2 separate regions of the Homo sapiens genome follow, and region 1 is linked to region 2. A link is a contact called in ENCODE Hi-C or POLR2A ChIA-PET data. All regions are on one chromosome and are shown on one strand. Each heading gives the region's core, a stretch centred on a gene start or an enhancer-like site at or near the end of the contact. The rest is flanking DNA. Distances are from core to core; before and after follow the strand shown. Region 1 has its middle 26 kb from the start of FEM1C. Region 2 has its middle 120 kb from the start of CCDC112.

Region 1 (5,954 bases), core at 2,089-4,588, 160 kb after region 2:
TGTATTTTTAGTAGAGACAGGGTTACTCCATGTTGGTCAGGCTGGTCTCGAACTCCCGACCTCATGTGATCCTCCCGCCTCGGCCTCCCAAAGTGCTGGGATTACTGGCGTGAGCCACCACACCTGGCCAACAGCTATATATTAAAAAAAAAAAAAGTTTTTTTTATTCTCCCCAAACTCCAAAATGAAGGGCTACTATTATATAAACCTCTTTCTTTCATTTTAAACCTTGGTGTACTTTCATTCATTAAAATTTATAGTAAGATGTCAACAAATTCTCAGTTCAAAGTAGTTCATTGTCCAAGTCTCCAGAAAAATCCATGGGTATTAAAAACTGAAATACTTTAAAAGTTCAGGAATAACATTTTAAAATTCAGCAATAAAATACTTCTTGGAATAAGAGGAAAATGCTTTCTAGAAACCTTTCAAATAAAACCAAACTTAAAAGAAATGTGCATTTCTTAAATTTGATTTCAAATTCTCGAGTTTCCTTGTGTCTGAGGGTAGGAAACATAACTCCTCAGCACAGGATTAATAGCAGCTGGCTTATAATACTCACCCTGAGAGCAAATAAATACACTGTGGGAAGCAGATACTGTTCTAGCTGAAATAGATATTTCAGTGGCAGTCAAAACAGGGCAGACATATTGATGTCCTCATCTGCTTATCATCCATATCACAATCATAGAATTAACTTTTCTTTTTGCTAATTTATAGGTGGTTAAAGCTTTCTTTGACAGTAAAATTACAATGGATGATTTCTCTTTTTTGTTACTTTGTTTTGTTTCACAACAGGTGTATAGTCATGCTACTGGCAAATAATAAAACTGTCCAATAATTTCTTTCCAACTATGCACACTTAATTTTACTATTTTGCTTCTTTAAAATAATTCTACAAGCCACTATTTTTAAAGTTATATTTTTACATATCAGTCATTCATTAATGAATCTATAATTTCAATAAGAGTTTCTTTAGGAAGAGTGGCTGTATCATAAATAAAATGAAGAAAACATCCAGCATTTGTAGGCTGCTCTGATTTGGGAAAATATTGTGTTTTTAAACTACCAATATACCTCTTATAAATGTCATTCAAACCCAACCTTGTTATGCAGCTAATTTTTTAGAATTTCATTATTTAGATATAAAATTACTGTTACTTGTAGAAAAGTTGGAAAGTACAACAAAACGGAAGGAAAAAAAAATTGTCCACAATCCAACCCTTGTAGATGGCTAATACTAACATTTTAGTTTACTGCCTTCTTGTCTTTTTTCAAAGCATAGGTAATATATACATTCAACTTTTTAAAATGAATTCAAGCCATACTAAATATATTTTTGGTTTCTTGTACTATTACTTAACATTATAGCTGGAATTTTTATGTCAATAAATATTTATTTTAAAAAGTTGAATCACTGAAATGCATTTCAAGATAAGGATTACTGTAATTTAACCAAATCTTCACCTGTGGGCATTTACATCATTTCTAATTTTTGTTATTATGCTAAAAATAATATAAGCACATGTATACAATGCTTTCTTCATATCTCTAATTTTCTGGCTTTGGAAGGGAATTATTAAAATATATATTTTTAAGGTTCTTAATATTTTTAAATTAAAAATGTTTACTATTAACTTTAGAGACATAGCCATAATACAATGTCAAAATGTTTTGCTCAAGTCATAAAGTAAAAACTGTTGGTGCACTAGTGCAAGGCCTGCTTTAAACACTTGGCACACATAACATATACAAAAGCTTGGCATTTTTGTTAAAAGCACCCAGAGATGGCACATCTGTGTTGCCCTTTGGCATAAGATGTCCCTAGATGGAAAGACACAGCAACATAAATATATCAAATCTCCAAGCTAAGCTGTAAATGGAATGCAGCCCTAATAAAAGGATTTTTATAGCAATATAAGCATATTTATATTAATATATAAAATTTATATTTCAGTCATATGCAATAGTAAACAAGCAAGCACAGAAGTAGAAAATTTTGAAAATGAAGAACAATAAGGGTAAACAAGCTTTCTCAGATACTAAAGCATATTATAAAGCTTAGGAAAAAACTCAGATAAAAGAAAAACTGATAAATTCTGCTACTTACAAATACAAAATATCTCCACGGGTAAAAAAATTACCATAAGCAAATCTAAACCCGCACTGTGAAAAATATTTGCAAAACACAGACGGGGGCTAATTTACCCAACATATAAAGAGATCCTATTCTTAGGAGCTCCTATTCATATAATAGTTATATAAAGACTAATAATCCAATAGAAACTTGGGCAAAGGGCATATACAGATATTTCACACAAAAGGGAATACCAACAGCTCTTGAACATATGAAAAGATGTTCAACTTCACATCTTAAAAAACACCAATTAAAACTTTGGTGAGACACTGTTTTTTACCTTTAGATTGGGAAAGTTTGGTGACACACTCTTCTAAGGCTCTGGGAAAACAGGCACTTTCACATAATGCTGCTGGGAATGTAAACTGATGCAACTTTTGTGGAGTATCTGTAGAAATTTCATATCCACATGCTCTTAACCCAGCAAGTTCACTTCTAGGCTTTTATCTTACTGATATATTCATTTATACATGTGCAAAATTTCACACATACATGGTTGCTTGTTACAGGGGCGCTGTAGTATCGAGAGACTGGAAACAATATAAAGGGCCATCCATCAATGGGTACTGGTTAAAATAAGTTATGATACATTGAAACAACTGAGTACTAGGCAGTCAGTAAGAACAAAATGAAGAAGCTCTTCATGCATTGGTATCGGATGACCTCTGAGATAGATGGGGATGGGTAGATTTGTATATATGTACATATGTTATTGATTGTATATGCATAAGGCATCTTGGCAGAACTCATAAGAAGCTTGTAATAGTAAATGGCTTTGAGAATGGAAACAAGGTTGCTGCATTGTACTCTTTGAATTTCGAGGCATTTGAATATATTAACTATTTTTAAAAATTAAATAGAACTGAATTAAATGTTTTAAGTTGAGTAGGCCCTTACAACCACAAGAAATAGCTTGGGTCCTAATGGGGCAGTCCAAAGAAGAATAAAGGAAATATCTCAGCAAAAGGCTAAGAAAATAACCAGGACCTATTGTTCCCCTAAGTCCTCAATTGTTAGGTAGCCTGAATTCTCTAGTCTCCATGCCAACCACGCAGCAGAGCACTAACCAGTGCCAGAATTTCTTTGGCGGTGAAAATCAGGCCTAGAGCTCTCCTCACCTCCTTCTTCTTGTTGCTGGCAACAGAGTAGCTACTATAGCACACACACAGAACTGACCAGTGAATGAATGGCTGGGAGCTTTCCAGTTCTGGGCAAATATAAAACTCAGGGAAACAAAGACAGTATTGGAGTCGCTGGGTCAGTGATTAGAGATCCTTATGTCACCCGCTTCAGAACACCAGCCCTGAGTTTTCTCTCAGCTGTGCACCAGTGACTGGATGCCTGACTGCAGCAGCCACTACGACAAGAAGGAGGCAGTATAGATGAAGCCTACCATAAGATGGAGCTCATCCTTACAGAGATCTTTTCTTTAATTTTTTTTTAAGTTAAAAGCAATAAATGTATTCTTAAGTGGTAGATGGATTGTTCTTTGGCTTTAGGCAAATGTATTAGAGGAAAGTAACACATATGGCCTTGAAGGGGAAAAATAGGGCAACTATCAAGATCTGGATCTAATTGCTTAACTAGTCTCTTAGCAGTCAGCCTTGAATAATAGGCAAGGTCAGGATGAAAGCGACTTCTAAGAATGCCTTACTCCCCCTGTCCTAAGTACTGTATCTCTATTAAATCACTTACTTTCCAGAACACCTCTGAGGTAGTCATTCCTATGATTTCTACTTTACAAATTGAAAGTATAGAAAGGTTAACTAAATTTGACCAAAGTTACCCAACAAATAAATGTACAACTAAAATTGAACCCAAATAATGGGGCTGCACAGGCTGTACTCTAATCAAAACATACGGCATTCAATATCACAGTAGTTTTACATAAAATCTAAGCATTAAACATAATTTTTGCTAGATCTATCCCACCCTGAAACTCACAAATCACAGTGTATGTAAATGTCTGCATTCGTTTCCCTTTGTTAATGTTTCCTATATTGCTGAACAACATCTTTGTTCTGAAACACAGAAAAGATGCACATGATTATATGCATACAGGAGCTAAGCAACACATTTTTCCTGAAATAAACACTAGTCCCACTTATTATGTACCCCATTTTTCCTCCTCCCTCTAAATCAAAGCAGTGTTTCATTTAACATATGTGTCATCTAGTATGAGCAAATAAACTACATAAAGCAAAACAAAACAAGAGTATTTGGCGACCCTTTAAATTATCATGCCAGACATAGTGGACTTCTTGTTCAGAGCTAAAAGACACTGACATCCTCCTCTCTCCCTAGACACAGACAGGGCTTACTAAGAGAGCATCATTTCCATTTCCAAAGGTCATGGAGTTTGTGACAAAATAGTGCTTAGTGATGCTTGTTCAAAAGCTGAAGTGAAGAAAGTACAACAAAAGAAGGGAAGCATTTTAGAATGGGCAGAGACCTTAGTTTTTAGAGCTCAGAAAAAAATCACACAGCTAGAAAATGTTAGAAATCAGCTACTGCAATACTTTGAGTCTTCTGGAGGAAAGTGAAGATTAGAAAAGTTAGCTCCACAGCAGCACAGTGGAATTAGGACGCATAGTTCCTGAGACTCTCTGTCATGAGTTGTGCATACTAGGCAAAGAAGACTAGAATTATGGCAACCTCACCATGAACTTGTTATGGTTTTCTCTTTGTACTACTGGCCTCTCCTAATTTCTCCACCATGAGAAAAGCAGACAGGTACATTGAGAAGCACAATTATGAAGCCTAAGACCCACAAGGCTTTGGAGCCAGACCACTGAATATTTCAATGACTCCATCCTCTACCAGCCTGTGATCTTGGGTATATTACATTTCCAGCATCTGTTTCTTGGCCCAGTATTGGACACTGTATGACTAACCTTGTAGGAATCTGGGGAACACTGGAGATAATGTAAGTTAAGTGCCAAACACAGTAGGTGATAAAAAATGAAACGTATTATTACAAGCATATATTTCTCTACCCATTGACAGTCTTCATCTTTTTTTAGTTCCTCAAATCATTGCACGTGTAGGAAACATCTACAGCACTTAACATGACTACAAGTGAATGCTAATTTAAAAAATAATTATGAACTTTTTCAAACATACAGGAGAGCATGGAAAATAATATACCATCACCAATGTAAGTACCCATTAAAAATACAGAGCTGTCTTGTACGTTTTAAAACTTTATATAAATGTTATCAAATTATCCATATTATTCTATAATTTACTTCTCCCACATATTACATTTTAGAAATTTACCCATATTCACATATGTAGGTTTCCTAGTTATTTTTAATGCCCTATAGTATTGATTTCATGAACCTGCCATAATGTATTCCTGCATCCTCCTACTGATGGACATTTAGATTGTTTCCCATTATTTACCTATTACAAAGAATGCTGCATAGGCATCCTTCTCACTCGTGCTTCTTTGGGTACCTGTGAGAGAGTTTCTTTGGGATACAAATCCAGAGGTAGAATTGCTAGATTCATAAGATATGCCCATCTTCAACATTACTAGTCATTGCTAAATCATGTTTCCAAATCACTGTAGCATTTTATTGTCATCTTTGCTCGAGAGTATTTTTTAGGTTCTTTATTGAGATATATTTTACATACCATAAAATTTACCCATTTCAAGTATACAACTCAACAGTTTTTAGTATATGTGCAGAGTTGTGCAACCAGCACTGCAATCTAATTTTAGAACATTTTAATGTGATAGCATTATTTATAAATACACATAAAATATACAGAAATCTGTAAAGCTTGTTATGTGTCCTGTCCAATATATACATGG
Region 2 (5,298 bases), core at 1,204-3,703:
AACCACTGCTCAAGGAAATAAAAGAGGATACAAACAAATGGAAGAACATTCCATGCTCATGGGTAGGAAGAATCAATATCGTGAAAATGGCCATACTGCCCAAGGTAATTTACAGATTCAATGCCATCCCCATAAAGCTACCAATGACTTTCTTCACAGAATTGGAAAAAAACTACTTTAAAGTTCATATGGAACCAAAAAAGGGCCTGCATCGCCAAGTCAATCCTAAGGCAAAAGAACAAAGCTGGAGGCATCACGCTACCTGACTTCAAACTATACTACAAGGCTACAGTAACCAAAACAGCATGGTACTGGTACCAAAACAGAGATATAGATCAATGGAACAGAACAGAGCCCTCAGAAATAACGCCGCATATCTACAACTATCTGATCTTTGACAAACCTGAGAAAAACAAGCAATGGGGAAAGGATTCCCTATTTAATAAATGGTGCTGGGAAAACTGGCTAGCCATATGTAGAAAGCTGAAACTGGATGCCTTCCTTACACCTTATACAAAAATCAATTCAAGATGGATTAAAGACTTAAACGTTAGACCTAAAACCATAAAAACCCCGGAAGAAAACATAGGCATTACCATTCAGGACATAGGCATGGGCAAGGACTTCATGTCCAAAACACCAAAAGCAATGGCAACAAAAGACAAAATTGACAAATGGGAACTAATTAAACTAAAGAGCTTCTGCACAGCAAAAGAAACTACCATCAGAGTGAACAGGCAACCTACAAAATGGGAGAAAATTTTCGCAACCTACTCATCTGACAAAGGGCTAATATCCAGAATCTACAATGAACTCAAACAAATTTACAAGAAAAAAACAAACAACCCCATCAAAAAGTGGGCGAAGGACATGAACAGACACTTCTCAAAAGAAGACATTTATGCAGCCAAAAAACACATGAAAAAATGCTCATCATCACTGGCCATCAGAGAAATGCAAATCAAAACCACTATGAGATATCATCTCACACCAGTTAGAATGGCAATCATTCAAAAGTCAGGAAACAACAGGTGCTGGAGAGGATGTGGAGAAATAGGAACACTTTTACACTGTTCATGGGACTGTAAACTAGTTCAACCATTGTGGAAGTCAGTGTGGCGATTCCTCAGGGATCTAGAACTAGAAATATCATTTGACCCAGCCATCCCATTACTGGGTATATACCCAAATGACTATAAATCATGCTGCTGTAAAGACACATGCACACGTACGTTTATTGCGGCATTATTCACAATAGCAAAGACTTGGAACCAACCCAAATGTCCAACAATGATAGACTGGATTAAGAAAATGTGGCACATATACACCATGGAATACTATGCAGCCATAAAAAATGATGGGTTCATGTCCTTTGTAGGGACATGGATGAAATTGGAAATCATCATTCTCAGTAAACTATCGCAAGAACAAAAAACCAAACACCGCATATTCTCACTCATAGGTGGGTATTGAACAATGAGATCACATGGGCACAGGAAGGGGAATATCACACTCTGGGGACTGTGGTGGGGTTGGGGGAGGGGGGAGGGATAGCATTGGGAGATATACCTAATGCTAGATGACGAGTTAGTGGGTGCAGCGCACCAGCATGGCACATGTATACATGTGTAACTAACCTGCACAGTGTGCACATGTACACTAAAACTTAAAGTATAATAAAAAATAAAAAATAGAAAATAAAAAATTCCAGTGGGCAGGGCCCCTCAGGAGCTGAAGTCATATCAGAAAGTGGTAGTGACTGCTGAGTCTCAATGAGATGCCAAGTGCCAGCCAATGCTGCTTCTGCATTTGTGTGCACCAGAAAGGGGAAAATGTCAAGTTCTCAAAATAAAACAAATGAAAAACCCAACAGCAACAAAGAGCAGCCACACATGAGAACAATTTGAGTTTCTTTCAGGGACACTGTCTTTCCATTTGAATAGCTTTATGCTCCGGGACTCCTGTTGGATCTGCTGTGAGCTATTTTTTTTTTTTTTTTCCCCTAAGCAGAGCTTGCTTTAAACCACGGTCTGTGGACCATCCTTTATTAAGGAATTAATAAAGCCCTCCTATTGCCCACAGACCCTTCCTCTCCTGATGGTAGTCTTGGAAAGGGGAACACAGTCTTCTATCTCACAGTTAACACTGAGGCTTAGAATCATCGCGGAAGACTTAACACAGTGACTGGTCGTCATTCTAGGATAAAAACGAGGGATATTAGAGGGCAGAGAGCATGATGATTACCTATAGTGTGGACAGTGGTAAGGCGATGGGGGTAGGAAGCAGGAGGGAGGGCAAGAAAATGGTAGTGAAAGGGAGATGATACAACCTTCTGCCACATCTGCCTAAGGCAAGGCTGGGTGACAGTAGTTTTTTTAGTCCAGCAAACCTTCCCACTCCCACTCATAAAGTGATCTCTAATTCTCTGGCACAACAGGTGCTTGCCACATGTAATTCTTGGAAACTGCTGAGTTTCCTTGTGCGGGTAATTTGTAACACTTACAACTACTTCTCCTCCTGGGGCTGCTGCTGTGGCTTCCTGGAAAGAGTGTCCATTCCTGTGCTCTGATGGATCACAGCTGCAGATTGCCCGGGCTTTGCTCATCACCACATGGCTATCATGTCACAAGCACATTCATACATGTGTTTTAGGGAAGTCATGTGATTATTTCTTCCATTACCTAAAGCTGTACAGCTAGCTAAGTGTTATGGGCCAGAGGTAGATTTGAAATTTAGTCATTAGACCCACAATCAGCATGAACTATTGGGTAAATGCTCATGAGAACATGTTTACATGTGCGTGTGTGTGGGGGTGTGCATGTGTGTGTGTGTGGGGGGGGTGTGTGCAGGAGGAGAGGGTGTCTCATCTCTGAACACTTCTAAAAGGGTAAAAATCCCAAGCACGCCTCACTCAGGGGCCTCAGCTCATGCCCCACTTGAGCTGCATTAGTGAGCTTGTGCATTCTTAGGTAAGTACATACTTAGTACAGTTTCCTCAGGGAAGCTGAGCCACAAGTACATGACTGCTTACTTACCATTTGGACATCTGACACAATCCACTTGCTCCCATTTTCCTAAAGACACAGCATGCGGTTGCATCTGTGGTTATCCATAGTAAAGCTTTGCCAGTCAACTCAGTGGGTCTGCATGCTCATTCTGATCTTACAACAGTCAAATGGAGCCTCGCTGAGGCTTTGGATGAAAGGTCACACTCTCCCTCCCAATGCACTCAATGAATTGCTATTGTGTTTGGAGTGCCCTGCCCACTGTCACCACCTATTTTAAACAGCACATGACTCTGACTCACAGAAAAGAGCAAAGAACTGCATGAAGGCTGTATAACATGCTGCACACCCACTCCCTTGGGCAAGGGCCCAAAAACACTCAGGCCTCTGAGTGTCTTAGGTGAGAACCCTTTCCTCCTCTGGCATCTCTGAACAGATCCAATGAGTGAGGTTACCGAGGTTTTGCAACAAACAAGCAAACATTTGAAAATATCTCCCAAACATACAAGTTGACAACTTAAACAAGAATGTGGGGCAAAAAAAAAAAAAGTCGTCATTTATAGCTTGATGCCTTCTATGATATAGTTAGCTATGCCCAGATGCTGTGGGTGGGAAGAAGCCTGAAAGACTCCCCATCAACAGGGGTTCTGAGGCTGCCAAAGACGGCCTCATTAAAGGGGCCAGTGGCTCCAGGTGATATCGTGGAACACAGTCCAGTTCTTTTCTCCACTGGATCTTTTCTTTACTAGGTTAATTCTCAGAGGTTGTTTTTGTGAGAGCCCCTTTAGCAGCAAGGTGTGAAATCCACTCAAATTAGCTTACGTAAATTGTCTATTGTGTGGGGACAGCAGAGAGAAGGGAGAAAGCTTACTGTAGGTATAAAAAAGTCTTTGGGGAAACTTAGAATTGCTAAAGAGCTAGACCTTAGTAGGGGCTAGAACTGGGACCCCTCAGAAGCCCTCTACATCCTTCACTTTAGGCAGGGTTCACTGACCCCACTGCCTATAGGGCTCACACATGTGAAATAGTGGGGTCTAAAAAGGAAACTTGCTTATACCACTCAGCCTCTGGGCCTGGGGAGCTGTAGAGAGAGGTGGGGAATCTGGCCACTGAAATAAAACAAAATTCTCTGTTCACTGAGTCTCCTGTGAGTTTGCTGAAAGTTGCTCATCTATTCTGAGCAGCAGGTGAGTCTGGGGCAGGCCCCTTGGTCCTCTGTATGGACACTTATGCGAGCATGTGTGTGATCTTGAAATGTATGTTCTAAAAGTCTGAAAAGTCTCAAATGCACCTCAAGTCTGGCCTCTCTGGTTCAGCATGTTCATTCTTAAGATAACCACAATTTCCATGCAGTTTGCTCTGGAAGGCCCACCTAGTTTTAAATGTGAAATACTTTAGTTTTTAAGTGTTGGCAATCATTTAAATTTCAAACCTCACAGGCCAAACAAAACATGTCGTGTATCAGTTATGTCCTGTGGGTGGCTGGTTTGTGGTGACTGGTACCTCATCATACACAGTCCACACATCTGTTTCTTTATGGTCCTCAACCAAATTGGCAAGTTCTATATGTCTCTAAGCTCAGAATTCCTGGAGAGTAATTTATTTGGTCTCTGGCTTGGTTAGGGCCCATTCCCGGTTCAATCACATGGTACACAGAACTGCCATTGTTAGAAGTTGTAGGTGAGGAGTGGGTGTGGTAGATAAACTGACTGAAAGTCTGCTATCATTGTTGGATGTTTCCAGATTTGTTTCCTCTTTGGATCATGTTCTTGAACTCAGAAGGAGCAGAGGATTTATCTGGTTTGAAATTTCTGAAACTTTCTAAGTCAAATGAATCAGCAGTCATCAGCTGCCCCATGAAAATGTCCCAGAATGCATAGGTAGAGGTGGCATCATACTCCAACAGGGACTAAGACTGGCTCCTTCTCCACCAATTACATCTCAGTTTTTGAGAAAATTGATGAAGATGGGCCATGACCTGAGCTTTTCTTGTTGCCAGGATGCCTCTTCTCTTTTTCTTCACATTTCCAAACTATGCCTCTCTTCCTTACGAATGTTTGTTTCGAAATAGGTCTGTGTCTGATGACCTTTCCTGTAGGAAGAGTTCCAGAATATTCTCTCCCCAGTAAGAAAAAGAATTGGCAATTGGCAGTTTCTGAAATGAGCTTATTGTCTTCACACAGTTCTCATTTTCAGAAAAGCGGGAAGGACTGGCAATGCTGCACATTCTCTGTGCCTGCTTGGTCTGCTCACATCATTTGCATTCTGATCCAGCATTTTCCACTTCATTTTC

What was found. A loop is a pair of places that touch in the nucleus more often than their neighbours do. ChIA-PET counts read pairs that join two places held with the same protein, here RNA polymerase II (POLR2A). Pooled maps may share reads with other maps.
Region 1: a loop to region 2 is called in a pooled map, with 2.7 times the contacts of the local background. The contact joins two enhancer-like sites. A Hi-C loop is called at or near these places in 2 of 168 maps with a recorded cell type or tissue (PC-3 and dorsolateral prefrontal cortex) and 7 of 50 pooled maps. POLR2A ChIA-PET finds 5 or more read pairs at or near these places in 1 of 52 experiments (HCT116).

The regions. Positions count from the first base shown.
Region 1 is chr5:115,568,298-115,574,251 of GRCh38, forward strand. No RefSeq gene overlaps it. Among named protein-coding and RNA genes, the nearest start is that of FEM1C, 26 kb to the left of the region's middle. Within about 2 kb of position 3,339, at least 3 of the 41 ENCODE cell types and tissues checked have a DNase peak (open chromatin) inside an H3K27ac peak, as active enhancers do.
Region 2 is chr5:115,412,044-115,417,341 of GRCh38, forward strand. No RefSeq gene overlaps it. Among named protein-coding and RNA genes, the nearest start is that of CCDC112, 120 kb to the left of the region's middle. RefSeq lists an enhancer at 3,144-3,293. Within about 2 kb of position 2,454, at least 9 of the 41 ENCODE cell types and tissues checked have a DNase peak (open chromatin) inside an H3K27ac peak, as active enhancers do.